3 separate regions of the Homo sapiens genome follow, and all the other regions are linked to region 1. A link is an interaction called in ENCODE POLR2A ChIA-PET data of the cell type or tissue named here. Cell type or tissue: GM12878. All regions are shown on one strand. Each heading gives the region's core, and the rest is flanking DNA. Links, peaks and the distances in the headings are about the cores only. Region 1 overlaps LOC102724861 (a long non-coding RNA gene). Region 2 overlaps LINC00607 (long intergenic non-protein coding RNA 607). Region 3 overlaps LINC00607 (long intergenic non-protein coding RNA 607).

The links. Peaks named below come from ENCODE experiments on the same cell type or tissue, not always from the same donor. Only the 100,000 strongest peaks of a DNase experiment are listed, where the experiment ranks them.
Region 2: POLR2A ChIA-PET joins it to region 1 with 5 read pairs; 2 of 35 experiments call an interaction of 5 or more read pairs at or near these places.
Region 3: POLR2A ChIA-PET joins it to region 1 with 6 read pairs; 3 of 35 experiments call an interaction of 5 or more read pairs at or near these places.

The regions. Positions count from the first base shown.
Region 1 is chr2:215,563,043-215,574,053 of GRCh38, reverse strand. The region is part of intron 1 of LOC102724861 (a long non-coding RNA gene); the gene reads right to left. Among named protein-coding and RNA genes, the nearest start is that of FN1, 130 kb to the right of the region's middle. In GM12878, for the core only: no CTCF peak of the experiment used is centred there; a DNase peak (open chromatin) is centred at 6,453.
Region 2 is chr2:215,671,375-215,682,385 of GRCh38, reverse strand. The region is part of intron 5 of LINC00607 (long intergenic non-protein coding RNA 607); the gene reads left to right. It overlaps LOC102724861 (a long non-coding RNA gene), which reads right to left. Exons shown (of 8, transcript NR_187737.1): 5 at 4,180-4,442; 6 at 260-462. Among named protein-coding and RNA genes, the nearest start is that of LINC01614, 41 kb to the left of the region's middle. In GM12878, for the core only: no CTCF peak of the experiment used is centred there; no DNase peak of the experiment used is centred there.
Region 3 is chr2:215,653,330-215,664,340 of GRCh38, reverse strand. The region is part of intron 5 of LINC00607 (long intergenic non-protein coding RNA 607); the gene reads left to right. All of the region lies in intron 2 of LOC102724861 (a long non-coding RNA gene), which reads right to left. Among named protein-coding and RNA genes, the nearest start is that of LINC01614, 59 kb to the left of the region's middle. In GM12878, for the core only: no CTCF peak of the experiment used is centred there; no DNase peak of the experiment used is centred there.

The DNA.
Region 1 (11,011 bases), core at 3,950-8,949:
TCTGTGACAATTTTCTCCAATTTGCCATACTCTAGAATTTGGCCTTGAAATATTAGTTCCTTCTGGAGAGCCCTATATTCTAACCAGAATAAGCTGTGTTGTCAAGCTGTTTTTACCTTAATTTTTTTTAAAAAACTAAATGGGTACAAATGTATGAAATCAAAGGTTAGTCATGTTTTAGCTTTGTATTTAAGTTTTACACATGAATTTCAGTGGAAAATAGTTTCTTAAAAGTTATAGAAAGAGGCTTTTGTTACAAGTTTAAATTGCACTGTTTTTTCAACAGAAGATGAGAGCTCTGTATTGTAGCCAGTATCCAGCTGTGCAAGTTTTCAACAGCTGGAATTATAAGTTCCATTCTATGAAAATGAGCTCATTACTATTTAGTTTGTGCTGTTGCTCAATAAATCCATAAAGTGCTTCTCCAGGCTTGAGGAGAATTTCATGAAATTGCATAAAGGATTCTTAAAACAAAATTTTTGTTTGGCAATGTTAAAATCAGAATATCTACCCCCACCCCCCTTATTTTGAAGTCAGTTCTCAAAGCTGAGCAAATTACACATGCTAATATACATATGTATGCTAAAGGAATACTCAAATTTAGTATATTACATATATAACATTAAAATGAACATTTAAATGAATATATTATAAACCAATATGTATTACAAAAGAAAAAATCATAAAGCTTAATAATCATAATAGCTATATTTTTCATCACAGCAGTTATATTTTTAAGCTTGCCAGACACTGTTATACATATACATTACCTCATTCTTTAAAACATGCATTTTAAATCATGCAGAAAAGTGAAAAGTAATACAATTAGTTACAGTTGTACTTCACTTTCACTCTCATGGTAATATTATTATGATGAGATCAAATCCCATCCTTAGGATTTATCTCATTATGTCTTTAGAGTAATTTTTCTTAGCACCAAAATTAAAATAAAGTAACTTAAAGATGTAAAGCTACTGGGAGGAGGAAAAAGAAATCCTGGTATTAAAAATGTATCAGAATTGGGAACAAAGAATGAAAAAAATCAATTTTTGGTCTAAAGTTCAATACATTGCAATATTTTTAGTTGAACATTTGAGTCACTTTAGGAAATATGAGGAAATAAAAGAATAAATTTACTAAGTCTTACAATTGAAAGCTTTTTAAATTTGACCACTTTTAGGTCAAATATTTTCAATGTGCCATTTTTCTATTCCTTTTATCTGAATTTCCAAAAGACTGAAGGGACAGACAGCTGACCCATAATTAAAACAATAATGGCTGGGAAATTCAACTTCTAAACTATTTTTAGTGTGAACTTCCCTCCGTGAGAACTACAGAAAATCACGAATAACACAGTTTGATTCTGATCAGCTGGGATTGTTCCAATCAGTTCAAACTTCAGTACCTTTGACCAAAGTCCAAAGATTCCATTCACTACTAAATCAGTGAATGCCTCTTTAGCAGATCTGTTCACTTGAGGATGTAACATTTAAATGAATGCCACTTTTGTAAATGCCACTTAAGAGGATCCTTCTAAAAGCCACAGTGAGATGCCACACTAGCCTTCTTGTTTGATTTTTCCCAAGGCTGATTTCCTTAGAGGGAAGGGAAGAGTGCTATCTGTCATTAAAACCAAAGAGATTCCTGGGGTTCTATTCCCAACCTCTACCTCTGACCACATTCAACCTGTAAATTTCCTCTGTGTAAGATTTCACTACTCAGAAAAATGTCTTTATTTATGTGTGTCTTGAAGAGGATAAAGTCTCTCTGTGGTTGGACAGCACCTTAGAATATGTGAAAGTAGGAGACTCAAACAATTTTGAGCACCATGACTGAGTGGCCAGCTCTGTCCCCGAAAGGGGACAGAAAGGGGGAATTATTAATATTACATTTTGGTTCCATTTATATAACAGTGACTCCCATTCTGGAATATTTTGTTCTGATTCCAGTACCTGGATGCTCTGTGATTCAAAGAAGAAATTTTACTATCATCTCATTTTACTATTGGTTTATTAAAACATCTGCCCTGCTTTTGGTGAGAAGAAGTAAAATTTAGTCTTCCTTAGAGAAAGAAGGACATAAGAATGCTGAGTTGTAAGGACAAGACTTACTGTTGTTACATTGCCTCTGCTGATAATTCCAAATGCGTTAGAGGATGTAGAAGAAATTTTGACCCTGAATGCCCTTTTTGTACAGCTGCACTAGTTTAGATTGTGATAATATAGCAGAAGTTTCCTGCTAACCACCACCTGCTGAGGTTACAGCTTGATAATCAAACAATATCCTTCATTTGGCCTGTATGCAGCCATTTAAAGAAAAAAAATACAGAAAAACCCATTAGTCTTTAGTTTAAAGGATATAATCTATTTGCAATTTGAAACACATTCACTTTTCAAAATAGTGCATGATCTTCTTGGAAAACTTGGAATACTAAATCAGCTTTAAAAAATACTCAGAGACACCAGATTCTCAGCTAATGGTTTGCAGCTCTCATCTTTATTCCCTGAATTCATTTTATAACTTGGTAGGAGACCTCTCAATGTATGAAATCTCCAAGATATGGGGAAGAAGCCCATAACCCCATTCCAAAAACATAATGCAATTTTTCATGAATAACTAGTAATTATTAATTAAACAGATTTATTGGGAATGTATCATGTGCCATGAACTCTGCTAAACATTTGAAATATAGATTTCATTAAACAAATGCAATCATAGCTGTCACAAAGTCTAAGGTTGAATGGGGGATGATACATAATAACCAGTGAACTGTTAGTGTGTTTTGAGTAGTGATGAAGACACACAGGGGCAATAGGAAAGTGCAATGGGCTAGGAGACCTAACCTAGCAAAGGGCTGGGGAAAGTCGCTGTGCCTAAAGACTTCTCTGAAGACAGAACTCTTAAGTAAGAGCTGAGATTCAAGTTAGTCAAGAGAAAGGGTTGAAAGATGAAGAGGGTTACAGGATGATGCTGGAAACATAGAAAAATGTTCCGGGAAGCTATGGAAGAGATTAAAGGGAAAATGGGATATTACATTATTATATATACACACACACATATATACACATACAGGTGTACACACACATAAATACATAAATACACACATATGTGTGGTGTATATTATATGTATGCATGTAAAGATAACATAGCAGGGGAAAATACTGGAAGAGAATGAAGTTGATTAGAAATGGAAAATTCAGTGAGGCAGCCATTACAGGATTTTCAATAAGATGCTGGCCGGGTGCCGTGGCTCACGCCTGTAATCCCAGCCCTTTGGGAGGCCGAGGCGGGTGGATCATGAAGTCAGGAGTTCAAGACCAGCCTGGCCAAGATGGTGAAACCCCATCTCTACTAAAAATACAAAAATTAGCCAGGCATGGTGGTGCGTGCCTGTAGTCCCAGTTACTCGGGAGGCTGAGGCAGAGAATTGCTTGAACCTGGGAGGCAGAGGTTGCAGTGAGCCGAGATCACATCACTGCACATCACTGCACTCCAGCCTGGGTGACCAGCGAGACTCCATCTCCAAAAAAAAAAAAAAAAAAAAAAAAGACGCGCTCATGGCTTAGGCTAGATGCATACAATTTCATTCCAAGACATATAGAAAGGTCTGGTTTTTTGTTTTTTGGGTTTTTTTTCTGAGATAAATTAGAGCTTGGGGTCACTGAAGACTGCAAGGAGACAAATACCAACCTGCAAGCAAAGTCATGCCTCTTGAAAGTTGGAGTGTTAGGAAAAACTTTGCCTGTTTTTCGGGTTGGGCTGAAGCTGACACTGTTGTTAACCATCCTACCGAAAGAAGAGGAACTTACTATCTTGACAGAAATTGCAACCAACATTTTTGATTAAAGAAAGCTGCATTTATTTTGATTGAACAACTTTTCGTTTTATTTCAGTCTTGCCTTTGATCTGACTCCTGTCAGAACCTTTCTTTCACAAGAGGCTTTGAATATTACAGGAGGCAACCTCTGTAATTTAAGACAAAGTGGTCTAGTTTGGGCTAGTAATTACTTCAGAGTGGGTTTCAAAAAGAGGGATAAATCTATGGTAAATGCTCCATGGCTAGCACTCCTTCCTTTCCTGCCCGGCTGCCGTCCTTTGCCTAATGCCATTCCTATCCTATGTTTAAGCCAAAGCTATAGACGGTCAAAATTATTCATAGATATTAAACAAGCCCACTAAAATACCAGATCTGTGAGAGATTTTTAGCTGTTTTTTCTGCTACTGTGTATTCCAGAATCTAGCCACTCAATAAACAGTCATTGAAAATTTTTGAAACCAATGACGACTAAAAATATTGACAAAATCCCGAATATGTCATCTTTTATTCAACATCTAGGGCTTAGTAAACTAAGTACTTTCTCCTTATTCTGGTATTCCAGTTCTCTGCAGGATAGTTTCATTACATGTTTCTTTCACTCTAGCCAATCAATATCATTCCTGACTTCTTCTCCACAAAATAATTTTGGTTTTCTGTTTGTAGATCTTTTCTTTTTTTTCTTTTTGAGACGGAGTCTCACTCTGTCCCCCAGGCTGGAGTGCAGTGGTGCCATCTCGGCTCACTGCAACCTCCGTCTCCAGGGTTCAAGCGATTCTCCTGCCTCAGCCTCTCAAGTAGGTGGGATTACAGGTACCTGCCACCGTGCCCAACTAATTTTTGTATTTTTAGTAGAGACGGGGTTTCACCATCTTGGCCAAGCTGGTCTTGAACTCCTGACCTCGTGATCCACCCGCCTTGGCCTCTCAAAGTGCTGGGATTACAGGTGTGAGCCATCGTGCCAGCCAGATCTTTTCTTATTTTGTTCCCTCGGCATAGAATGGAATTGTGCTTTTCATCTCCTTCCCCATACTCCCCAGCTCTAGCTGTCAGTATGGTCTCCACGCTTTTAGGACCATCTCAAAGGTTAGCTCTTTCGGAAGCATTTCCAACAAGCTTCTCACCAAATCTAGATATACTCACTTCTCCCTTAAAAGCTCAAGGCCCTTTGTCTTTCATTGAGCCTCCTTTAACTTGCCTTTTATGAAAATTATTTATGTGCTTTTTCTGTCCTGTGATATAATTCAGTATTTGCTAAGGAAAACCAAACCACTCTAGGTACTTCAAATAGAGAGAAATGTAATAGAGGAAATGTTATTTATGTGATGAAAGAGATGACAAAACAAATAGGTTTAATGAGGCAAATAAGAGATTAGCAATAGTAGAAAGCTGTTCTTACCCTTGGTGCTGGTGGGACAATGAAAGACAGTGGTATTGCCAGAATCCAGGGCCATCGGGCCAGATCTATGCCTAGGGCTAACAGGCAGGATCTGGGATCATGGGGAAGTCGCTGTCTAGCATGAGCTATAGCAAGAGAGGAGATGCAGCTGCAGCTAAAATTGCCACCCAATCGCACACAGGTTTTTTCTGCTCCTCCAGGTCTCCAGTGCTTTCCATTCCACCTAGAAGCATTCAACCTGGTAGCCAAATCTATCTAAAAACCAGTTGACAAAAGAGCCTAAGAAATGTAGCTCCCTGCAGTACAGAGAAGAGCAGGGACAAGGTGGGAAGTGAATATGAGGACAAACAGGCAAATAACCAATTCACTATCTTTTCCTGAAAATGAAAAAGCTGTTTGATTATAGAGACACCTAGCTAAGACACTTCAACACCTAGCACAGTATCTTACACAAAATACTGGTTAAGTTGTATTAATATATTCTGCTTCTTATAAGAAGACTATCACTATCACTCTGTACAAAGATGAAAATAAGAATTCACGCGTGAGGCGTTATTTAACCAGGAATTCTTCTTTCATGTCCACTAACCATCAAAATAATGTTTAAAGCACATGAAGCCTGTTTTTAAAATACTATTATTATTATACTTTAAGTTCTGGGGTACATGTGCAGAACGTGCAGGTTTGTTACACAGGTATACATGTGCCATGGTGGTTTGCTGCACCCATCAGCCGGTCATCTACATTACGTATTTCTCCAAATGCTATCCCTCCCCCATCCCCCCCACTTCCCGACAGGCCCCGGTGTATTATGCCCCCTACCCCGTGTCCATGTGTTCTCATTGTTCAACTCCCACTTATGAGTGAGAACATGCAGTATTTGGTTTTCTGTTCTTGTGTTAGTTTGCTGAAAATGGCCTTTGCAGGGACATGGATGAAGCTGGAAGCCTGTGAAGCTTGTTTTTTAGAAGCAAAATGTCATTATAAATTTGGCACTTCCCCTCTCCTAAGTTCTGCCTTTCTCTTTTTCTTCTGAGACACTACTAGATTTTTTTATTCAACAAAGCAGAGGTCCTAAATCTTGTGTGGGTGTGAAAACCCCATGAGAATCTGATAAAACTGTCAATTATCTGCATGGGGGCAGGGGTGGGGTGGTATATATTTGCATACATGCTCAATGTTGCATACAATTTCTTTTTTTTTTTTTTTGAGACAGAGTCTCGCTCCATCACCCAGGTTGGCGTGCAGTGACGCGATCTCGGTTCACTGTGTTACATACAATTTCTGAGTGTTTGCATAGCCCAAAGCCTGCCCATTAGTCTTCTACTAATCTGTTCACAGACAGTTGGAAGTCTTGATATTCAACTTTTTAATCAAATACAATTTATAAAATAGCATACAATATATAGCTGATGAACTATCTGTTTCCTCAGTGGAGTGGCCTCTAGGTAAACCAAATAGATGACTGTAGCCTGAAAAGGCATAGTCCGGAGCAGTGGTTCTCAGCTGAGGGTGAATTTGCCCTTCAGGAGACATTTGACAATGTCTGGAGATGATTTATTGCAACTGGAGTGCAGGTGTGCTACCAGCTTCTAGTGGGTAAAAGCCATGGATGTTGCTAAATATACCACAATGCATAGATATATGCCATAACATATAATTATCCAATCGAAAAGTGCTGATGTTAAATACCCTGTTCTAGAGCAGGAGCAATCATATTTTAGCTTCCACTGGGTTCAAAGAGATCACACTAATTTACAATCCAAGATACACCTTTCATTCCTCTAAGAAGCTATGATGCTCCAAAAAACAGGCACTTAGATATTGCTGACATGTTTAGTTAATCAGATTTTATCTATGTCTGAATTCTAAGAGTCTTAATCTTTTATGTGAACCATACCACTATACTTTTGTGTCTAGTCTATAGCCTATTAGATGGTGAAAAATAATCTCCTATTAAGCTTAAATAAACCACTCCCTAGTTCAGGAAATCTAGCTTTCAGGAAAAAATATATTAAATAACATTAAAAGGTATACCAAATCTCAACAATACAAAGATTAAGAATATGAACTCAGAGCTGGGTGTGGTGATGCATGCTTATGTTCCAGCTACTTGGGTGGCTGAGGCAGGAGGACCACTTGAGCCCAGGAGTTCGAGACCAGCCTGGGCAACAGAAACTCCCATCTCAAAAAAAAAAAAAAAAAAAAAAAAAGAGTATGAACTCCAACTACAAGTCTACATTATCCTTTTTTCCAGACAGTTAAGTGTCATAAAAACCCCAAACTAAATACTCCCTGACCTCAGTCCACTCTACTGTAATTCCATAGAGATTTGGACAATTTTTCAAAGCTATGGAAAGGTAGGGTCCTTCTATGGGCTAGACCCAGGAAACTATTCTGGCCTTCTATTTTGGAATAAGGTTTACACTTCAGGACTAGGATGATTCTAGGGCAGTATTTTTCCACGTTGATGGTGCATTCAATGCACAGCCTCTACTGCAGACCTAGTGAATCAGAATCTCCAAGAGTGGGATCTGCATATCAAATGAAGAACCACCATTCTAGAGATAATAATCTTCCTAAATCCCATGGGAGATCTTGTCCAGTAAAGAGCCTGGACTTCAACAGAGCTTCACTTCTAGGGAAAGCCAAGAGACAGGAGTCCCTCCATACTCTGTCAGAATTCTCGCACTTTGGAATATGCCTTGAAGATCTCAGAAATTCTAGAGCTGACCATGGACCTGCCGTCACATTCCAAGACCTATTCAGGGGTCTAAGGTCACATTCCAAGGGAGGAAGCTAAATACTCAGTTGTGGCTAATAATGCCATATCATCTCCTCAGTCACCAAGCTTTGAACCTTGGCAGTGTAGTGCACTTCTGCTTCTCCTTTGTCTCTCAGATTTCTTTACTGGCCATAGGTTGTGTACTCTTTCTCCAAATTATCTCTCAAATGTGCTTCTCTCTCTATTACCACTACCAAGCCTCAGGATTTCATTGCCTCCTTCTTGAAATATTGCAAAAGCCTCTGACATATCCCCTTGCCTCCAGCCTAACTCTGCCTCAATCCATGGCCCAGGAACACTGCTGCCAAAGTCATTGTCCTGACATGTGACTTTGATCGATGCTCTCCCTTGCCCAAAATTATTTCAATAATTCCCCTGGATTGTAGAAGAAAGCCCACATCTTTTAGCTAAGCACTATCTAAAACATTGATATCTGGCCTAGTTATACCTTTTCTTTTTCTCACTATTTCTATGCCAACACCTTGCATTCCTACCAGTTCTTACAAGTCCCTAGCTTTGTGTTTTCACTAATATGTCCTCCATATGAAATGCCCAACTTCAAATATCTCTAATGCCCTCATTTTCCAAATGTCCCCTTTTTCTTGAAACCTGACTTCATCCTGCAGTCAAAAATACCTACAGTCCTTTGGAACATCCAGTGCACTTCATGTGTCTCATCAAGGGTGTTTTCACTATCTTTCCTGTGTTACAGCCACTCATGCATCTTTTTTATGGCAGATTCATCTTGCTATCCTCCACAGAGCTTACTCAGAATAGTGTCTTTTACAAAGTAGATGTTCCTTCCATTTGGTGGAGTGAAGGCTGCAAGTAAAATTTTGCTGCAAGCCTGGTGTTCTACATCAACAACATATTCATACTTAATCTACTGAGGTCATTTATTTTGGGTCATGAGATTTGGAAGAATAAAGATTTATGATAACTGGAAATCAATTTGAAAACAACCATGAAGAATGTAGCATGTTGCATGGACAGTAGAACATTTCTTTTACATTATCCATTCTGATGGTTAGTTTCATGTATTCATTTGGCTGGGCCAAGTTCAATTAATTCAACCAATTTGATTATTCGATCCAACACTAACCTGGGTGTTGTGGTAAAGGTATTTTGTAGATGTGGTTAACATGCATAATCAGTTGGTTTTAAGAGATTACCCTCTATATCAATCTGAACCTGATTCAATCAGTTGAAAAGTTTTAATTTTTTACATTTTTATAGATTCAGGGTATACATGTGCATGTTTGTTACATAGGTATATTGCATAATGGTGATATTTGGGCTTCTAGTGTACTCATCACTTGAACAGTGAATGTTGTACCCAGCAGGTAATTGAAAAGACTTAAGAGCAGAGCTGAGGCTTCCCCGAGCAAAAAGAAATTCTACCTGTTTACTTCAGCCTCAACTCATGCCACAGAGTTCCTTCTGCCCTTCCTGACAATCTGCCCTATGGATTTCCGGTTTGCCTGACCAGTCTCCACAACTGTGTAAGTCAATTATTTGCAACAAATCTCTCTCTGTCCACACACACAGACACACACACACACACACACACAAATATGATTTCCATTTCTATGTGAAACCCTGACTGATACAACCATTGTGAAAATTCCCACCCCCAATTTTAGAAAGAACAGTTAGTGATTACATATACGTATGTATACATGTCTGTGTGTGTGTATATATATATATTTCATATATATAATACATATATATTTCATATATATAATACATATATATACATACATATGCACATACACATAGTGGAAATTAAAACAGTAACCTTTTTGCTTGAAAGAGATACAAGTTTAAAAAATTATAATAAATTTAATATTATTGAGAGTACTCAGTGATAGACTGTATATAAATGCTAATGTAAATTGATGCACCCTTTCTGAAGATGAATTTGGCTTAGGGGTCTCAGGTTCTTTCATCTAAGAATCTCTTGTGGACACAAAGATCTGCATACAAGTATCTGCAGTTCAATGTTATCTGCAATAAAAGTTGCAAATCACTTAAATGTAAAATAATAAGAACATAGTTTTCTTCTTAAAATGTTATGCACGCTTATGCAGATATGAAAAGTCTCAGAAAATTGGGGATGTGAGAAAATACTGAAAACATGTTCAGTGAATGAATTATAAAATTGTATATTGTATCTCAAGTTTCAACCAGAGAAGCAGATATATATATACTAAGAAATTTATTATAGGGAAATGGGTTACATAATTGTAAGTCTGAAATCCACAGGACAAGCTCTCAGGAAAGAACAGTTACAAAGCCCTCTCGGTTTTTTTTTGGAAGCCTCAGCCCTACTTTTAAAGCTTTCTAACTGATAAGTCAGGCCACCCAGATAATCCAGGGTAATCTCCCGTACTTAAAATTAATTAGAGACTTTCATTTACATTTGCAAAATCCCTTCCCAGAAATACCTGGTACTCTTTGCATAAGTGAAGCCTGTAGCCTAGCCAAGTTGACACATCCAGGAAGCCATCATATATATATATGATCTATATATATATATATATGATCCCAGTTTTGTAAAAAATCAATATAAAAATTAAACAAACCTGTAAAAGAAGGCCAGGGAGAAATACATGAATATGGTAAAAATGTTTATGTAAAAATATTATGACAGATTTTGTTTATTGTATGATCCTCCATTTCTCAAAAATTTTAAACAAATACATACAATATTGTGATTTTAGTCTGAAATATATAGGCTTTTAAAATTGTCAACAAACTAAATAATACTCAAGGACTTAAAAGCAAATAATAAATTGTCACTTATTGTGTTAACCAGTACCTCAGTATAAAAGCTGCTATCAGCTAAATAAAGCATGAGATTAAAAAGCACCATTAGTCAACTCATGAGTGATGAATCTCAAAACTTGCAAAGCCTCACCTGACTCAGGACATGCCTAACCATGGGTTTCTTGTTGGTTCTTTTTTTTTTTTTGGCTTTTAAAATAACCTTTATTTTTTAAAAGTTAATATG
Region 2 (11,011 bases), core at 3,205-8,204, 110 kb before region 1:
TCGTGGTAGACTGTGGTCTCAGCCTTGGCCAGAGCACTTTCACTTACTATGTTACAACTTTGTACGGTGTTCTGTTCTAAGAAGGAATAGTTCTCCCTTGAAATGTAAACACCATGAAATCAGGGACTTTGTTCTATTCAATAATGTATTCCTAGTGCTAGAGGAGGATCTTAAACATGGCAGATGCTAAAAAAAATCTGTATTTTAAATGTATGGATAAATGAATAAACCATTGTTGGAAAGGTATTAGAAACAGTACCTTATTAGAAACAGTAGTTCTCAAGAAATGGATTGGGAATTCAGAGGAAGAGCTGGTACCCTATCATGGCAGGTGGCCCCTAGAAGAGTCATTTGAAGTCATGTGACCCTCTGGTAGATGAATGGTTCCCAAGCTGTGGTGTGGGTCCTCCATGACAGCAGCCTTGGTCTGGTCCAAATGACATGTGTAGGATGAGCTTACACCTGCACAAAATTTATGGACAGCATAAGGAAAGGTAAGCCAATGTTGGAAATGCACCAATCACATTTTGAAAAGATAAGATGGTTTGTGGTGTCCGTCCTCTTCCTCTTCCTTTGTCTCTCATTCCCATTCTGCAGAGATCCTTGATTTGTAGCCAATCAATCCTTATCTCTGCAGCATGAATTTGTACAAAATCAGGTCATCAAGGAATCCAGAAAATGAAAATTAAGAAGAAAATTGTATGCCAACTGACCTTGTGCCCAGATGGGGGATAATATTTGTGGCAGCTAATTTTTAAATGAGGAAACAAAAATGAAGTAGAAAAAAATTTAATACCTTTGATTTTTTTTAAAGAGATAAAATAGCTTTGTGTTATCTCCTATAATCTTTATAAATCCTTCACTCGGTGCAAGCTTCCTGCCGAATCTCTGAAAAACATATCACATGACACAAAACCACCAGGTTTCATGATGAAAGAAGAAAAGCATCCAGTGCACTCCAAGCCCACCCCCACCTTGATACTACTTGTTCACAAAAGACGGGTTGTGGCTCTTGGGGATTTGTTGATCAAAGTTCCAGTCATGCTGACTGAAAGGGTGTTCTGTTTTCAAAGTGATTATTGAGCCACTTTAAAAACACTTTAACTTGTGGGTTTGCCTCATTCTATTTGAGTCCAGATTTCACAATAATGTAATGAAGGAAGCCCTGTGGTACTGCCTGTGTCATCTTAATTTATCAGGAAACCACAACCTTGCACATCTTTTCCAAGTGACTTTTTTTTTTTTGGTTTGTTTGGCCACGATAGCCATGTTCAGGGCTGTTTGGACCCTTCCTGGTTTGGTGCTTGGCCTGGGTTCCAGGGTTGAAGGGCCAGTGCATCAACTCCACAAGGTTCTGAGTCTCTCTTGGCACCTTTAGAACTGCCTGCTCTCTGTTCCTTCTATCAGGTTTCAGGCACTCCTGTGCTCTTTGAGTAATCAAGGTTTTATTGTAAAAACCCATTCAAATCCCCAAAGAGCTGTGAAATATTTGTTTCACTTTTCTCTCTGCTTCAGTGGGTATTTTATGTGAACTGTAAACTTGGGAAACATAAAAAGAAAAAATTAAAAAGAAATATGTAGGCTTGGTAAGAATCAGAAAAAAAAAACCCACGAACAATGCTTCAGTGAGTACACTACGAATATAGAATGCATTTAGCCAATTTGATATATTCTTTACATTTTCTTTATGATTTGTTCCTGTTGGGATGACTGAACATTTATTTAAACTGTAGATAGGATCTTCATGTTACTTAAGGACTTGACTACTCTACTTTTAGAATTTTTTAACCAACTTGAAAAGGTACTTAGTTATACTGAAAGTGTATTTTAAAAGGTATCTGTTGTTTCTTTTAGGAACATCCATTTCTTTCATCTCTACTTTTATTCTTTTTTTTTAATCAATTTTCATTTTAAGTTCCGAGATACATGTGAGGGATGTGCAGGTTTGTTACGTAGGTAAACGTGGGGCATGGTGGTTTGCTGCACAGATCAACTCATCCCCTAGGTATTAAGCCCAGCATCCCTTAGCTGTTCTTCCTGATGCTCTCCCTCCCCCGCCCCCGCCGTCAGACCCCAGTGTGTGTTGTTCCCCTCCCAGGTGTCCATGTGTTCTCATCGAGGAACATCAACTTCTAAAATTTTTCTGAATATTTATAGCCCACAAAATGTAAAGGACCTGAATTTCCATTCATGATTTTGTAATAATTATGTTTTTACATAATTTCAAAATGCTACAATTCTAGATATTTAATATTTCTAATGTACTTTATAAAATTGAATTCAGAAATTTACAGATTCTTCTTCTTATCTAATTTCTATTAACGATGAAAGAATTGAATTACCCACATTGTAATTGGGAAACATAAAAACACTAAGGATGTAAATAATATCTACTGTACACAACATTTTAAAGAACAATTGTTAAGCAGGTAATGCGACAGAAAGAAAACCAGACTGAGTTGCAGGAGATGGGAGTCTTCTGTGTGATCCCAGGAAAGTCACCTGACCTCTCTGAACTTGAATAATTCACATTATTTCACTTTTTGCCATACCTGCATAAACATATTTATTTATTTTTTAAAATCAACTTTGGGAAACACCCAGCTAGATGAACTTTATTTTATTTTTTTAAATAATTTATTTAATTGACAAAAAATTCTATGTATGTATGGTATACAAATGATGTGTTGAGAGAGAGATATGTATATATATAGTAGAATGAATAAATCAAGTTAATTAACATATGCATCACCTCACATACTTATTTTTTTGAGGTAAGAACATTGAAAATATACTCTGTTAGCAATTTTTCAAGTAAGCAATATACTGTTATTAGCCATAGGCACTGTGCTGTACAGCAGACCTCTAGAACTTATTCTTCCTGTCTCATTGATTTGTACCCTTTGACCAACATCTCCCTATTCTCTCCCTGACCTCCCTACCCCTGGAAAACACATTATACTTTCTGCTTTTATGTATCCTACTTGTTAGATTCCACATATAAATGATATCATTCAACCTTGTCTTTCTGTGTCCAGCTTATTTCACTTAGCACAGTGTCTTTCAAGTTCACATGTTGTCACAAATAACAGGTTTCCTTCTTTTTCAAGGCTGAGTCATATTCCATTATGTCTAAATACTACGTTTTCTTTCTTTTTTTTAAATAGGGCATATTCTTTTAATTTTTAATTTTTGTGTGTACATAGTAGAGTAGGTGTGTTTATTTATGGGGTATATGAGATATTTTGATACAGGAATGCAATGCATAGTGATCACATCAGGGTAAATGGAGTATCCATTACCTCAAGCCTTTGTGTTATAAACAATCTAATTATACTCTTTTAGTTATTTTTAAATGTACAACTAAATTATTTTTTACTATAGTCACCCTGTTGTACTATCAAATACTAGGTCTTATTAATTCTCATTTAAATACCACATTTTCTTTATCCATTTATTTGTTGATGGACACTTAGGTTGATACAAAATCTTAGCTATTGTGAATAGCTCTGCAATGAACTTGGAAGAGCAGGTATCTCTCTGACATATTGTTTTCATTTCCTTTGGATATATAATCAGAAATGGAATTGCTGGGTCATATGGTAGTTCTAATTTTAATTTTTTGAGGAACCCTAATACAGTTTTTAATAACAGCTGTAGTAATTTACATTCCCACCAACAATATACAGGGTTTCCTTTTTTTTTTCACAGTTTCACTAGCACTTGTTATCATTCATCATTCTGATAATAGCCATTCTAACAGGTGTGAGATAATATTTCATTGTGTTTTAATTTGCATTTTTCTGATCAGCAGTGATGTTGAGCATTTTTTCATATACCTGTTGGCCATTGTATGTCTTCTTTTGAAAAATGTCTATCCAGTTTTTTTTTGGGGGGGGTGCTAGATGAACTTTAATGTTCATACTTATTTTATATATATATCCAATGAAAGTCAGCCATGAAGATGGGCACCCAACTCTATAAATCTTTGGTTTTCCTCTTTTTAAAATCACTTTCTATGAAGTTGTGGGGGATGTATAATGAAGCAGCAGTTCTTTTTTCCAGTTTTGACCTGACTAGGTAAACAATCCTCTCTTGCATAATCAAAACAAATTTTTTCATAACATTTATCTCACACTCAGAGAAAATATAAGTGACTAAATGAAACAGGTTACATACCAAAGGGAAAATCTTTGTTCTTTTGTCTATTCAGGAAAGCCATATATTTTTTAGCTGACCAATTTCTTTCTCAGAGTTCATATTAATTCATATATCTCCATGCTGGGTTTAATCTTACTTAGCTTGTAAGTGCGGTTCTTCATCCCTGTCTTTTCTTGATGTTACTTGTGGCTCACAGCACTTAAAGTTCCTTAGGATGTCTCAAATTCTTGAGATTTCTGGACACCTTTTTTGATGTTTGAAATCAAAATGTTGACTTGTTTCTGTGAAAAGGGAAAGCAGTCACTGCAAGTCATATATATATATATACACATATATACACACACACACACACACACACACACACACATACACACACACACACACATAATTAAAAAAGAAATCTGGAAGTTGCCAAAGGAAGTTATGAGAATGCTGAAAAGCAAGAGAAATACCCTGCAGGAAACCAAAATTTCGAAAAGGCAGGGATAAGAAAACCTCAGACATTCCGGAAGTTTTACATGACACCCAACAATTAGGTATATTTTTTATTTTGGCCAACCCATCTGCTATTTTGAGGTTTTTTTTTGTTTTTTTTTTTTTTTGGCAATGCTGATGACATGCTGTCTTTCATATAAATTTACTGCTTTTACCCTTTTTGGAAACATGCTCCTTCTAATTTCCCTTAACACTTGAGTCACTGGATGGAGGTAGAGCAGGATAGGAGAGGGGAGGAGATAGGAACAGAAAGGGTGCTATTGATAAAGCGCTGCGCAGAGCCAATGAAAGTCAGCCATGGAGGTGGGTGCCTGGTTCTACTGAGGATCCACTTCATCAGCAAGCAGGCTCTACTGCTTGGGGTTTTCTGATGTAAAGAAATGAAGCTACATGTTTTTCTAGTGATGGATTTATCATTAGTTATACACATATTTTTGTATGGGCCTTTTTGGGAAAAAAAGGGTTTGCTCTGAACATGCCCCTTGCTCAATTGTTAGTAAAATAATCTTTCTATAATTGAGTTTAATGGCCATTTTAGGAGTGGAAAAAGAAAGACGTGGTACTATCAAGACATTGTATAAACAAAGGTTATTATGCAGTGAGAGAGAGAGAGAGAGAATCAGAGAATGGAACCCACCTTAGGGCTAACAATTAAATTAGAGTGGGATCTTGACATGAATATTTTTTAAAACTCCTAAGATGATTTAATGTATAACTAGGCTTGTGAACCATAGATAGAAAATTGAGACTGATACTTAGCTGTTTTTATTTTCATTTAAACCGTAGTTATTATAGATTTTTAAACAAGTTGAGTGTTATGCCAATGTTCTTTTAAATATTTTTAACCTGTTCTGCAAATAGACAGCAGGCTATAATGGCTTTATCTGTTTAGAGCATTATTTTTTAAAAAGAGATATGAGGCCAGGTGTGGTGACTCACACCTGTGATGCCAGCACTTTGGGAGGCTGAGGCAGGAGGATCACTTGAGGCCAGGAGTTCGAAACTAGCCTGGGCAACATAGGGAGACTCTGACTCTACAAAAAATAATATTAAAAAAATTAGCCAGGCATGGTGGTGCACACTTGTAGACCTAGCTATTTGGGAGGCTGAGGAGGGTCATCTGAGGCCAGGAGTTTGAGGTTACTCTGAGCTATAATTGTGCCACTATATTCTAGCCTGGGTAACAGAGTGAGACCCCGTCTCTACAGAGAGAGAGAGAGAGACAGAGAGAGAGAGATCAATAAACAACCCTGAGCTACCCCATCTTCTAATTCTGTCATATCTTATGCACTGTTTTCTTCCTCCAAATGAGGTTAGCATTCTGGGCTGATACTATCTAAGAGAAAAACAGACCTACTTACAAGCCTGTGGAGAGAGATGTATTATAAAGATATTGAAAATTTTATTTTATACCCTGGGTAAAATTAATTAGTTAACTTGAAGTATGGCTGAGTTCCTTACTTGAGGAAGGGTACCTCTCCTATGGAAAGGTAAAATTTAATAATAAAATATAGGAAAATTAAATCCTTAAATTCAGAAATAAGACAAGGATGCCTGTTATCAAAGCTTCCATTATACATTATTCAGAGGTCATAGTCATTAGAGAAAGGCAAGAAAAACTAGTTATAAGTAATGGGAAGAAAGAAATAAAACTACCAGTCTTACATACCAAAAATCCACAAAGCTCTACTGACAAATTATTAGAATTAATTGCAGAATGCAACATGATTACAGGATATAATCTCAAAAAAAAAAAAAACACCCCACATTGCTATCCTTTATACTAGTGGCAAAGAGTGAACATTTAATTTTTTTAAATGACATTACCATAGCTTCAAAAATCCCAAAACCTTAGGAACAAACCTAACACAAGTTGGGCTAGAGATTTATAAATAAACTTACACAACTCTATTTAAAGGCAATTACAAACACTTCAGTAAATAGAGATTTAAAAAATATTTATGGGAACACACCATATTATATACATGTTGTATTTTCCCAAATTAACCTACAAATTCAATCACTCCATTTAAAAATTCTGTGGAGAGTATGTGATAACCCAATTTAAAAATACATATAAAAATAACAAGGGTATAAGGAAAGAAGAAGAAGCATATTAGAGGGACTTGCAATAACTTAAATGAAAATGTATTATACAATTTCAGCAATTAAAATGGTCTGGTAATGCCATAGAAGAGACAAATACATGAATAGAATAGAGTAGAATTAAACGACAGGGGTGGCATTGCTGACTAGTGGTAAAGTATATACAATGCAATGTATGATACTAGAACAATTGGTTGTCTATATGAAACAATAAAATTGAATATTTTCTATTCATAGAATTCAATTACAAGTATATTAAATGCAAAAATCAAAGCTTTAAAATTTCTAGAGGGAAATATTAGAGAATATGTTTATAACCCTAAATAAAGTGAATTTTTAAAGAAAACATAAAAAACTCAAAGAAAACAGAGCGGATAATATAAAGAATTTAAATTTTTGTACATTGAAAGACTGTATAAATAAAAGATAAAGACAATCCACAGACTTTGAAGGTATATTTGCAATGCATGTAATTAACAAAAAATTAGTGTCCAGAATATAAGAACTACCTTCAATAAGAAAAAAAATTTAAAAGGACATCAACAGGTAATTCACTGAAAAGGAAAGTCAAATAGACAATAAACACACAAAAATATTCTCAGCTTACTAAAAATCAGAAAAATACAAATGAGATGCTATTTCATGCATCTGCCATATTCGATGATACAAAATGTGGCAGGTAGGTGAAGTAGTGGACACTCCTCATCTGCTGGAAGGAACATAATTGGTGCAACCACTTTGAAAAGAAATATGGTGCTATCTACCAAAATAAAAGATGCACATTTTTATGGCCCAACAATTTTATTGTGAGGTATATACTCCATAATAGAAATTCTCATGTATTCACACTACACACACACACACACACACACACACACACAGACACACACACGAATAAAGATTTATATAGGATTGTCTGCAATAGGAAAATTTTTTAACAACCCAAATTCCTTCCAGAGGAAAAAGAAAAGATATTTAGCAGTTAAAATGAAAAAAATGACAGCAATAGTTTTTATCCCAGGGGATGGGGGATGATTTTACCTTCCCCAGAGGAAAACTGGCAATATCTAGAGACATTTTTGGTTGTTACTATTCGGGGGGGATTGGGCAAGAAATATTACTGGCACCTCGTGATTGTGTGGGTGGAGGCCAAGGTTGCTATTACATTTCCTATGATACACAGGACGACCCTTCACAACAAAGAAGTATCTGGTCCAAAATGTCAATAATTCTAAGGTTGAGAAACCCTGAATTAGAGCTACAATCAGCATGGATTAATGATAAAGTGAAGATCATTTATTAATTTTTTTCTGTGATAAATTGTGCTTTTGGCGTTGTACTTAAGGACTTTTCACCTGACTCAAAGTCTCTTGTATTTCTTTTAAACATTTTAGTTTTATATTTTACCATTTTATTTTGTTCAAAATATTTACTAATTTCCATTGAGACTTCCATTTTGAGGCATAGGTTAAATTTCTAAATATTCAGGAATTTTACAGATAGCTTTTTGTTTTATTTCTAGTTTACTTTGGTTGTGGTCAGAGAACATAATTTAAATGATTTAAAATTTTTCAAATTTTAAAGATTTTTTTTTTTACAGAGGTCCAGGATATGGTTTATCTTAAAGAATAATTCATTTATAAAACATATATATATCTTGCTATAGTTGGGTACAGAGATTGGTTAAATGCGATTCAGGTCAAGTTGGTCAATAGTGTTGGGTCTTCCATAAATCTATATTTACTAATTTTATGTCTGTAAAATGTTCTATTGACTGCTGAGTTGAAGTCTCCAACTATAATTGTGGATGTGCTAATTTCTCCTTACAATTCTATCCACTTTTGTTTTATGTATTTTGAAGCTCTATTTGTAGGTACATACACATTTAGAGCTGGTATCTTCTTGGTGAGTTAACCATTTTATCATTATTTTATGTTCCTCTTTATCTCTAGAAATATTCCTTATTCTATAGTTTACTTTGATATTAACATAGCTCCTCAAGCTTTCTTTTGATTAGCATTCACATTGTATATCCTTTTCCATCCTTTTACTTTTAACTTATATTTGTATCATTATGCTAAAAATTGGTTTCTGATAGATAGCATATAGTTTGGTCTCTTTTTTATCCAATAAGATAATTTGTGTCTTTTAACTGGTGTTTAAACCATTTACATTTAATGTGTTTATTGATATGGTTGAATGTAAGTCTAATCTATGATTATTTGTGTTTTGCTTATCCTCTCTGTTTTCTTCTGTTTCCTCCTTTCTGACTTCTTTTGGATTACATGAATATTTTTCAGTACTTAATTCCAATTTATTAATTGGCCTTTTGACTATATCACTGTGTTACTTTTCAATGGTTCAGTGGTTGTTCAAAGAATTACAATATACAGACCTAACTTTCCAAAGTCTATTTAGAATTAATATTTTACCACTTCAAGGAAAATGTAGAAACCTTGCAAGCATATTGAGTTCTTTAATCTCCCTTCTTTATTTTATAGTTTTTATATATCTTACATCTACATACATTGAGAACCCTGTGAAATAATGTTATAATTTTTGTTTTCCATAATCATACATGTTTAAATACTTAAAAGCAGAAAATCAGTCTATTTCTCAAGATATTTACCCTTTATTATGCTTTTATTTCATTTATGAAGTTTCAAGTTTCCCTCTGTTATCACTTTTCTCCACCTTGAAAAGCTTCCTTTAGCATTTTTTTAAACACGCCTGCTGATAATGAAGTCTCCTAGTTTTCCTTCATCTGAGAAGGCAATTATTTTGCCTTTATTCCTGAATGATAATTTCAGAACTGACAGTCCCTTTTTTCCTGACACTTTAAAAATGTTGTGACACTCTCCTCTGGCCTCTAAAGTGTCTAATGAGAAATCAGCCATCTTTCAAATTGTTTTTCCCCATATGTAATGTGTCATGTTTTCCCTTTCTGGTGGCTTTCACACGTTTTTCTTTATCTTCAGTTCCCAAAAGTTTAAATTTGATGTATCTGGACATGGTTTTCTATGAGTTTATCTTGTTTGGGGTTTGCTGGGCTTCTTGAATCTGTGAATGTATGCCTTTCACCATATTTGGGAAGTTTCTATCATGGTTTATGCAATATTTTTCTACACTAATACTTTTCTCTTTTCTAATTATGACTCTAGTGACACAAACATTAGATATTTTCCCCAATGGTTCCTGAGGCTGTATTTATTTTATAAAGCTTTTTGCTCTCTGTTCTTGGATAATTTGGATGAAGTGAATAATTTTTGTTGACTTGCCTGCTAATCCACTGACTCCTCCATCATCCCCATTATGTTACTGAGCCTGTCCAGTGAGTTATTTCAGATATTATTGTTTTCAAATTCTACAATTTGTATTTGTTTTTTTATGCATACAAATAAATGTTTGGAAAAATACAAAAAAAAATTTCCATACATTTATTTAGTGTTCACTTTTACTTTATGGGAGATAGTTATAACAGTTGCTTAAAGTCTTTGTTTAAAACTTCTGTTTCTGAGATCATGGATGCTACTATATTTTGGAAATTTTTCTAAATCTTTTTTTTTTTTTCTTTTAGACACAAGGTGTCTCTCTGTCACCCAGGCTGGAGTGCAGTAGTGCAATCATAGCTCACCGCAGCCTGGAAATCCTGTGCTCAAGCTATCGTCCCGCCTTAGCCTCCCAAGTAGCTGGGACTATAGGTGCATGCCACCACTCCTGGCTATTTTTCTAATTTTTTGTAGAGATAAGGTCTTGCTTTGTTGCCTAGGCTGATCTGGAACTCCTAGCCTCAAGCAATCCTCCTGCGTCGGCTTCTCAAAATGCAAGATTATGGGTGTGAGGCACTGTACCTGACTGGTTCACTTCTTTGTTAAACAGCTAGTGTCCGAAAAAATTATTTCATTATGACATTCTTGGACATTCTGGAGTCAATGATGTCCAGTAAAAAGAGTAATAGTCAGGACTTCTATACTGTTCCCAAATTATATAGTCAGACATGTGTGTTCATTTGTTTTTCCATACTGGGAAAACCACAGCAGAATATCAGCTGTGCAGTCCACTACACCAGGAAACTCCATAATAGAACTCTTTACCTTCAATTTTTTCTTACTAGTCATTTCTTGGCTCTGAATATTTACCACCCACTTGTAGTCATCTCCCCTTCTCTCAGTTCCTCCCAACCTTCCGCTCTCATTCCTCAATAGTTTCATGAGTAGATTCCATATTTGGGCCAGCTCTACTCAGAACG
Region 3 (11,011 bases), core at 3,412-8,411, 91 kb before region 1:
TCCTTCAATTTCCTCAAGTTCTTTCCCTCTATAATAATCTCTTTCAGACTGTTTTCCTTCTGTAATAGTCCCCCTTAGTAGCCTCTCTACAGTACTGATGCAGACAAACTGATGGCTAAGTAAGGTTTGTCTTTGGTATTCCCATTCCTGTCCTCTTTAGCACCATATTTTCCAGTTTGGCACCATCTTTTCCAGGCTTTCTTGCTATCTCCACTGATAAGACTTCTTGTTTATTTGGTGCCTTCTTTCAACCCTGACATCTTCATCTCAAGCAGTGTTTTACTCTTCCAACTTCCACCAAAGATGATGTGTTCTGTGTGTTGTCTCAAAGTCTTGATGGGTGGCTGAGTCAAAGATATACACTTAATGAATTGTTGGTGCTAAGATTTTAAAAGACAGTTAGGTCATAGTGTGTTTCCATGCCTCTAATTGAAAAGGCCAGTTTGAGCCAATATTTTTTAATCCAAAGGATTGGCTCTAACTGGATTTGACAGGCTCGTGGTAGACAGATCTGTAGGTGAATGGGTCTTTGTTTCCTTAAAACATGTCTTCTAGGTGACTACCTACCCCACTTGTCTCAGGCAGGCCCCCCTCCTCTCACCGAGTCCTGTACCTCACATGGGACCCTGCTAGAAGGTTTGGAATACATCTTCGGTGCTGGGGGTAGACTCCCCTCTGGTTCTCTATGATAGGAACTCTGTTCTGGGGCTTCTCAAGAAGCGTGACTCAGTGCTAAGTCTAATTTTTTTTTTTTTTTTTTTAGCCAGAGTTTTGCTGTGTTGCCCAGGCTGGTATACAGTGGTGCGATCTTGGCTCACTGCAACTTCTGCCTCCCAGGTTCAAGCGATTCTCCTGCCCCAGTCTCCCAAGTAGCTGGGATTACAGGCACACGCCACGATGCCTGGCTAATTTTTGTATTTTTAGTGGAGACAGGGTTTCGCCACGTTGGCCAGGCTGGTCTCGAACTCCTGACCTCAGGTGATCCACTCACCTCGGCCTCCCAAAGTGCTGGGATTACAGGCGTGAGCCACCATGCCTGGCTGATTCAGTGCTAACTCTAATTAGAGGCCATTGCTGACCCTGTAAAATTGGTAGACACTTAAGGCAGTTGCTATTTCTTCCCCTTGTCTCAACTGTTTTACTCTTCCTTTTGTGTTGTTTCACAGTGAAAGCATCATCAGAAGCAGTTAAAGTGACAAATATTGGGTTAACCAGACAGTTTCACGATACATCTCTCCTTTTCCCTTTTTATAGTGGACACCTTTGAGAGTGTGAAGTTGCCATCCACAGAATAGATGATCTTTGAAAACCTTGGAGAGAAACATCTTTCAACTGCTTTTGAGGGGAATAAACATGACACAGAAAAAGAAAATCTGGGAATGCCTTTTTCTAATGCATTTGACTGTCTGGCTGTCTGACTTCCAAAACAGTTGGAGCTATAAAATGTTAAATTTGGCTTAAGGAAGTCGTCAGTGAGAAATACTACCCCAAGTTTTGAAGAGGAAAAAAAAAAGTTAAAACATGTATTAAAAGTTAATAGTGGCAAAATTTACAAGTCTGGGCATGTAGAGATTCAACACTTTCAATCTGCTAATTTGCCAAGGCATAATTTACCCACACAGTTCATAAACACATTTAGATGCTCAGAAAGAAACACGTGATCTTCTTGAGATTTATAGAAAATGGACATATCAATTCCTTCCTTCAGGGAGTCTGCAATCCAGGAGGCGGAAAAAAATGATGCATAATTTGTAAGTGGACATTGGTGAAAGAGAGTGGACAAATACTGAAGGGCTTAGTTAGGAAGGATGCCTTACATGTCAGGAGTTCTTGTATTTAGAGGTGGGCATCCGAATTATTACTTTAACTCTGGGAAGGATTTGGCACCTATACTGAAGGAGCCGACAGCTGTTTCCATGACTTGAGTTGTTTAGAAAGCTTTAGGTTCTTAGAGCCTATGGATTAATGTAGAAGAATATGGGTTGAAAGGGATGCAGTGAATGTACAGGTCAAGGACACAGCAGCTGGTAACTTACACCCAGCTGGAGACAAAAGGTCTGACTTTGTTCACGGGAGAGTTTAGAGACATTTAAAGAGAATGAGAAACTTCTTCCCCTATTACTAAAACAATGTATATTTATTGTAGAAAGCTTGGGGACTCTAAAAAAGCAGAAATTATAATAAAAATTGCTTCTAATCTCCCCACTCAACACAGCCACTGTTAATATGTTCCTGTAGATCTCATATCTTTTTTCCGCCTATAATTACCTAATTTGTCTTTAATAAGAACGGCATAATTCCTATTACATGTATTTTTTGAACCTGCTTCTTTCATTTCATGATATATCTTCAACATCTGGAAAGAGATTTCTGGAAAAGTGGTATTTAAGATTGGCTGAAGTAGAGAAGGGACTGGAGAGAGGGACGTCAGTAACAAAGAAACAGAAAATCAAAGACTTATTAAAGGGTCCTCAGTCCATGGGGAATATAACTGTCATGGGTGAACCTTATTCATTTAAAAGGCTTTAATAGATCAAAGTTCTGGAGGCTGGCAAAAGAATTCAGAATCAAAGACCTGGTTTGGGTCCCAGGTCCTTCCCTTACAAGCTAAGTCCCCTCAACAAATTCCTAAACATCTCTGGGCCTTAGATTCAAGAAAATTAACTGGGCATTTTATCACGGGTCAAAATCCTCGATGCTTTCATACACACATTCTGATTATCCTAGCAATAACCTTGCTAGGGAGGGATTGTTGACTGCATTCTGTAGGTGGATAACTAGAAGCTCCTAAAGGTTAATTTTCCCAACAAATGGCAGAGCTGACACCCAAACCTGGTTCCAGGTCTCTTCCCATAACATCCTGGCACTTATCTCATCCCTCATACAGAAAACAGGGCTAAGATTACATATCCTCCCTACCTCACAGTGTGTTGTGAGATGCAGGACCTATTGTATATAAAACTTTTTGTAAAGTATTAAGCACAGAAGACAAATTTTAGCTATCTCAAACAAATCTCATTTCAAACCATCCACTTGAATGCATATTTTGATCTTGAATCGACCCTTCAGACATAGTGCCTTGTGTATTCCCAGAAAGGTGCATTTAGGTCACCTGAATATGAGCTTCATCTGGCACAATAGTTTCTCCTATTTCATTTCTCCTGTTTTTCCCAAGGGCTCTACATTGCTACTCAGTAAAAGCTGGTGTCAGTCTGCATACTGATGGCAGACCTAAAATCTCAGCAAGTTACAACACAGAGCCTGCTGCCATGTGGACAGAATAAACCACATTCCACACCATGTCCAGACACTTTGAAGACACGTAAAATGATTTTTAAAAGATCATTTTAGATAAATAAAACTTGAGCTAGCAAGAGAGGCCCTTTCCAGATGTCCACCCACGAAACCCCAGGTGCAAGTGAATCAGCAGACGGTGTCCTCTCATCCGAGACAGTGCAGGATCCATGTGTCCACAGGCAGCCAGGCAGTGGCTGAGCTCGCAACCATGCTTCCTTCAGATGTGGCCATGCTGGGGCTGATTCAGGGAGAAACACTGCCTCTTATTGAGTCACGAGCCCATCCTGGAACTTCACTGGGCTTTGCTTGGATGACTTGCCCGGCGTCCATGGTCCAGACCTTCCCCAGCAGGCAGCAGAGTCCAATGAGGCAGAACAGGTAGTCTGCCAGGGGTGGTGGTGGGTGGTAGTGGGAAGGTATGTTACTATTCAAAAGGTTCAGTCAATTCAGAAAGGTTTTGGAGAAAAATTTAAAATTCATCAGACTCACCCAAAAGCAGATACAAATCTGAAGAAGATTTATTAAAGGCCCTTTATCTCTGTTTGAACCTGGTCCCTTTCCTTGGGCAGGATAGTGACTTAGAAAGTGAGAGCCAGGCTCATTCATGCTGGGTGATTATTTTATTCTCATGAAATTTTTCTTGAAAATTTGATGTATACTTGCTGACTCCCAATCTATTGAACCTGCCCACTAATTAAGGTCAATCAGTCTTTCTTTTGGTGAATACTTAGTGAGTTTTTCAATGTCAGATAATGTGGTAATCACTGGGCACACAGTGAATAAGAGACATAGACCCTGCCTTCATGTGGAGGAGAAGTATTGTTCAAGTTTTCAATTGCTATGTCACAAATTACCTCAATCTTAGTGGCTTAAACCAATCCACATTTATGATCTCACGGTTCTGTAGAACAGAATTCTGGACATAGCCTAACTGGGTCCTCGGGCCAGGGCCTGGGGAGGATGAGAACAGGCAGTGACCAGGACTGCTGTCTCATTGGAGGCATTGAGTTTTCCTCCAAACTAGGGAGTTTGAAGAACTTCCTTGACAAGAACTTTGCTTGCTGGCAGAAATTCTCCTTACAGCTATAAAACTCATGCCAGCTTGCTTTTCAAGGCTAGCAGGAGAGTGTCTCTGACTTCAGGGAACATCTAGGCCCCGCTTTAAAGGCTCACCTGATTAGGTCAGGCCCACCAAGGATAATATCCCTTTGGTTAACTCAGGGAAACTGATTAGGAGCCTTAATTACATCTGCAAAATGCCTTCATCTTTACCACATAATGGTGTGTAATCATGGAGTGACATTCCATCCGATTTCAGGTCATACCCATCAAAGGGAGGGGATTGATTATACAGCGCTTGTATAGCAGGGGATGGGAATCTTACGAGCCATCTTAGAATTCTATCACAGATATTTAAAAAGTTATTACAAAAAATTACTAAACAATTAGAACTGTGCAAAACTTTATGAAGGAGAATTATAGGATTCCACAGGCACTATCTGAGAGGTTGAGGGAGACTTTCTGAGACCAATGAGCTTGCACCAGCAAGCTGCTAGGATGAAAATGGGTATGGGTAGAGGAGAGAAGCAGAACTAGTGAGATAACATAAAGGGAGTTAACTGATGTAGCCCTAAAATGAATCAAAATGAAATCATGCCCTGGCCTGCCCTATTGTACCCAAATATTTAATTTCTGAAAGTAAAGTTGTACATTTTCCATGTGAAAGGAAGCAAGCAACAGATCTAAAGGTCTCCCCTTTCGACTTCCTTTGCTGGAGACCTTAGGGGTATCTGTCTGTTTATAGCAGAGTCTGATCTTCTCCCATAACAGGGAGATGAGGAGCAATAAAAGGCTAATTATGTTAGCTCCTCATTGGATGAGAGCCACCCAATTCTAAAAGGAGGTAGAATTGGGTGGCTCTCACCTATATTTTGCAAGCTGGCAAAAATATCCATAAGTGTGAGGTGTTGGGTGGTTCCATTACTTACAATGACAAATTAGAAAATTCAAGCATCATTTTCCATTTATCTTTGAACACTAACACAGCCCTTTGGTCAGAGTAAATGGAGAAAAGAAATTTTTTTTTTTTTTTTTGAGAAAAGAAATTTTTTTAAAAAAGCATTCAAGCTGGAAATCGGAATGTTCTTGTCAGCACTTTGAGAAAACTAACAGATGGGGAGCTTCATGCCCACCGCTTAATAAATATGTGCTGATTTTGGCAAAGACTTGTGACATCCCACAGGGTCTCTAATCTACCCCTTTCCCTCTCACCCCAGCAGCCAAATTCAACTCAGTTGCCAAAATGAGAAACAAAACACGTGAGTGTCTAAAATGTATGCCAAATTTAAAAATGGAGAGAGTTTTCATTTGATCAAATTATAGGTCTCTTTCTCACCAAATTCCCTTTCTGTACTTTACCATAAGTTTTAATTAAATGTCTTCTATTGGAAATACTCCGGAATGATGAGTTGAAATACAAATGTTTGAAATCTGAAGTACCAAAAGTACAGCCACTAACCAGATTTACCAGCAACTTCAATGGAATAGAAACATACTGAAGAGTTCGATAAATTCCCCTTCCTCTTGAATAAACATTACATTTTAAAGGCTGTAGATACACATGTCACTATCTATTATATTATAGATACACATGTCACTATCTGGAAGAATACATTAAATAGATGAATTACTTTTACCAAGTGACTCCCATATAAAGAAAGACTTCTACATTAGGAGAAAGATAAAATGAACCTGGAATAATAAAATAATTTTTTCTTTCTCCTTGTGTTTCATAATATTTCTTTTCTCTTTTGCTGATTAGCCCAGAACGTTACTTCCCACTGTCTGCTTCTTCAACTCATGAGATGGAAACTATCAGGATCTCAGGAATAGCTGAGGACGGCCTGCCTTCTTCTGGTTGTGTTTTCAATGACTAATTCATAAACACAAGGTTGTGAGTCACCCCCAAATTCCCTAAGACCCTGATGACCATGTTAGGTAGGCAAGAGGAAAGACTCAGTTCAAATGCAGAATGTGGTTCTGCCGTTTAGCAGCTATTCTGACATTATTTAAAACACAGTTTATAACAGGCGCTCTTTCCTCCTGTTGACATTTCAGGCACGCTGTTGTTCTTTGTTCTGTCAAGGATCCTATTGTTTTCCTAACTCACTTGACTATAACAGTTTCATAACAGTTTCTTGGGTTTGTTCTCAGAATTTTCTCCCAGAGTTTCTGATTTAAGAATTAGGTCCATGAATCTGTATTTTTAACAGACTCACCTGAGAGATTCTAATCATGAGGCAAATATGAGAAACATTCTAAAAGGGTATGTTCAATTGAACAAATTTCCATCATTTTACTCCCCAACAATAGGGAAACTGTAAAGAGTAAAAGATTTCAAACAGGGAAATTTATGGCCCAACAGGTAAACTTAAAATAGGGAGTTACCACCTGCTTGCTTTGTCTGATGGGCATGCCTGAATCACAAACCTTTGAACCAACTCATCTTCCAGTATAATTCACTTCCAAACTATCAAGTAACCTTCTCAAAAAATCTCTGTTCATTCATTCATCCATTCATTCATTTGACATTTATTGAACATCTGCTATGTGCCAGGCACTGTTCTTGGCACAAAGAATAGAGTGGTGAACACATATCCAGGCCCTACCCTTAGGGGGCTGAATTTTAGTCTTTTTTCAAATCATAGTCCTCATGTATTACCAATCAAAATATCATATGTTCTTTTGGATAATACCCTGCAAAGCATAATGTGAAATCACAAAGGTACAAAAGTCACCTCTCTCAGACACTGGTCGAATGCTTACCATGCATCAGATTCCATTGTAGGTATCCAGATACATCGATGAGCACACCAGGCAAAGATCTCTGCCCTCATGGATCTGACAGTCTAGATGGGTGAGACACTAGGCAATAAATCTGACAAACTACATAATGCATTATAAGGTACTGGTACTGCGAAAGAAACACATTCAAGCAAGAAAACATCAATTGAGCATGCGGGGAGGGTAGTCATGGCAAGGCTCATTGTTAAAGTGAGATTTAAACAGAAACTCAAGGAAGGCGAAAGATTTTGCCAAGTGGGGTCTGAGAGAACAGCATGTGAGGCAGAGCAAACTGCTGGAAGAAAGACCCTAAGCAGAGAGAATGCTTGGAGTATTTGAGGAGCAGAAAGAGAGGGGACATAAGAGGTAACAAGGGCAGCGCTAGGGTGAGGTCAGTTAGGGCCCTGTAGCTGTTTTGAGTGAAATAGGGTGGGGAGGCATTTCAAGGTTTCAAGCAAAGGGTAACATGATGTGACATGTTGTAAGAGGGTCACTACGGCCACTGTGTTGAGTGGTCTGTAAAGGGACAGGTATGAAGAATTCCAGATAAACACTTTGGATGGCATTTAGCAGTATCTAGATCTGGTAAAGCTAAAGATGTTCACACCCTAGAATCCAGCAATTTGAGGCACTAGGAGAGACACCCTTTCAATGTATGCAAGAATATATGTAGGGATGTTCACTGTGGCACTCTTAGCAGTAACAAAAATAAAAATCCAAATAGCCTGAATGTCCATCAACAGGAGAATGATTCAAGAAATTATGGCTCACTTATACCAGTAATTAAAAGGGATGAACTAGAGTTACATTATCAAGGTGAATACATTCACCAAATATAAAAACAGAGCAACAAAAATCAAGTTGCAGAAGGATAAATACAATATGACGTCAAGTTTAGAATACCCCAGTAGGCTGTGTGGTGTTTTATAGCCAGTGGCTCACACCTGTAATCTGAGCTTTGGGAGGCCTAGGTGGGAGGATCACTTGAAGCCATGAGTTCAAGACCAGACTGGGCAACAGGGCAAGACCCTGTCTCTACAAAAAATAAAAATGATTAGTCTGGTGTGGTGTTGTGAGGTTTTAGTCTCAGCTACCAGAGAGGGTGAGTGAGGCAGGAGGATCCATTGAGCCCAGGATTTCAAGTCTGCAATGAGCTATGACTGCACCACTGCACTTCAGCCTGGGTGACAGACAGAGAGATCTTGTCTCTAAAAAAATAACATAAAATACCATGATACTACTATCTGTGTTATGGCTATGTATATATTTAGTTTAAAAACTTAAAATGTCAAATGAAGAATACCCATTTCGTTATAATTACACCTGGTGAAGGAGAGAGGAAAAGAGTTTGGGGAAGAATATAAAAAGAATTCCAATGCAGTGTGTTAATTTTCTCTCTCTCTCTCTTTCTTTCTCTCTCTCTCTCACATGCCATTAAAAATACCCAAATGAAACTCTGCAAAATATGAAAACATTGAAGTTTCCATGTTTTTATGGAAATAAAATCAGTAAAATAACATACAAAAATATTTCTTTAAAATAAATAACAGAAAAGAGAAGTAATTCTATATTGCAATATATCTGACAATTTTTAAGTTGATTTCTGTCTCCATCTCTGAAATAGCACACATGATATTTACATATTTCATGAAGTTTTGTTTTGCTGGCATTTACAATCAAAAGTGTAAACATCTTACGTTGGGGCTCAGGACATAATACCCCAAAGCACGGTGCCTTGACATGTTGAATACTGAACGGAAGAAGATTGAACTGAAGGAGATTGGAAAGGCCTTAGCCACAAGGCCTTTCTGTCCCTCACCCACCCTCCTGTTTCTTGCCCAAATTCTCCTCAAAGCAAGTCACAGAAGCTGGAATTCCTTTCCCCTAAGGCACATCATAGAAACTAGAAATCTTCCCCAAAGCAAGTCATAAAACCTAGCAAGGTCACTCTCTTCCTTCTCCCTTCCCCCTTAAAGACCCTCATTCCAGAGGGGTCCTGTCAGACCCAGGAGGAAGAAATGCTACACAGAGAGGCCAAGAAGAAGCTGAACGGGCAGGCCCTGCTGGGTTAGACCATATCCTCTGTCCAATCACATTTCTACAGGACTGTCCATCAAACCTAAGCATAAACATGAATAGTTTTCTCTGTATCTTTAGATCTTCTTCCCAAAGCTCCCATATTACATAAAAATTTTTAATTAAATAAATTTGTTATGATTTTCTCTTGTTAACCTGTTTTATGTTATAGGATATTGACCACTACCCTTATGAAGGGTGAAGAAGGTGGTACACCTTTCCACTCCTACATTAGTAGATATTCTTTTTAAAATCTTTCTGCCTACTACTTTCTGACTACTTTTTTTTTTTAACATTTAACAACCTTTATATTGTTGATAGTGCATACTACTCATCTGAGTTAAAATCAATCCTTGCTGATGTTATTGTTTGACTGCAGCAGCAACTTTCTTCAACCAGGATCCCTAAGTTCATGAACTTGTGTTCACTTGTGGGGATTGGCACTTAGTGGCACCAGTTCTGCAAGCTCAGGTGGCTTTCTTCCTCTGCTGTTTGCAAAAGCTGGCTGGATGGTTTAGGAGCCTTGACTATTATTTGGATAGTTGTAATGTTATTCACAGAAGAGCAACCTGAGCAAATGGTATTTTATCAAGTGACAAGTATGTTTGCTATAATATACTGAAGACAATTTTCCTTCCTCTCCGTCTCTCTTTTTATCCCGCTTTTGTGTAAGAGACTTCTTTTAAAACAAGTGTTTTCCGATTGGAGCATGTTATGGCCAAGAGCCCAGAAGAGGTGGACTTAGTGCACTGAAGTTCTGTTTTCAATTATCTAGTATCCACGAAACCACAGGGTTAGGTTTTAGACGGGCCAATTTAAACGTTTGCCTTTCCAATGTAAATGTATAAAATATAAGCTATTCAGCAGTACTGGGGTCTTTCTCGGTGACATGGGTCCTGTCTCTCTAGCAGAGTGCCCACTGCACAGGCTTATCACACAAACAGGCTTATAGGGTCTTCATTAATCAGTCTGCAAACTGACTACACACCAGGATGTGCAACTCATTTTTTTCTAAGCTATCATCCACCACACATATTCAATTTAATATATTTCATTATGCTAATTTTTTAAAGAAGATGATTTTTTTTCTTAGTTCAGCACATTTTCCTAAGACAAGGAAAACCTCTTACTGTTACCAATAGTTTATTAGATTGTTATGTAAGAATTATATAACATTTTAATGTAGGAAAGTGACTTGAGATCATATGACACAGAGAAAAGGAGGGGTAGAGACAATGGAAAGCAGAGAGAGTGAGAGAAAGGAGAAGCAGAAAGAATAAACAAGGAAAAACTCTATGGCTTGCAGAGCACTGATAAAAGCAATAGTGTGTGGATCTTATGTTGGGCCCCACCCATGTTGGAAGCTCATGAAGTTAGCTTTGACAGCATTAGAACATGCTTCTGCAAAAGTTGACCTAGCTTTTTTATTTGCAAAAATGTCCGGTGTCGGCGTGTAGTTTTATATTCTCTCTCCTCCTTCTCCCTGCTTCTCTCTCCCTGCCCACATTTCTGAAGTCTATTTCAGGTCAGCCTACTGGTAAGCTGCATGAACGTCACAACATTCTTTCACAGGTTTCTCTTGCATTAGAAAGAACAAGTAGTTTGAGTCACAGGTCATTTAAATCACCAGTATGTCTTAGAGCATCCATTTCCTCAAGTGTAATGGAGATGATAATAATACTTATCCTATTGACCTCAGAGTGTTGCTTAGAGAAGCCAATGGTTATAGTGAAATTGTCTGTAAATGCTACTGTGATATTCACATTCTCAGTTATATTACTATATTACCACTATT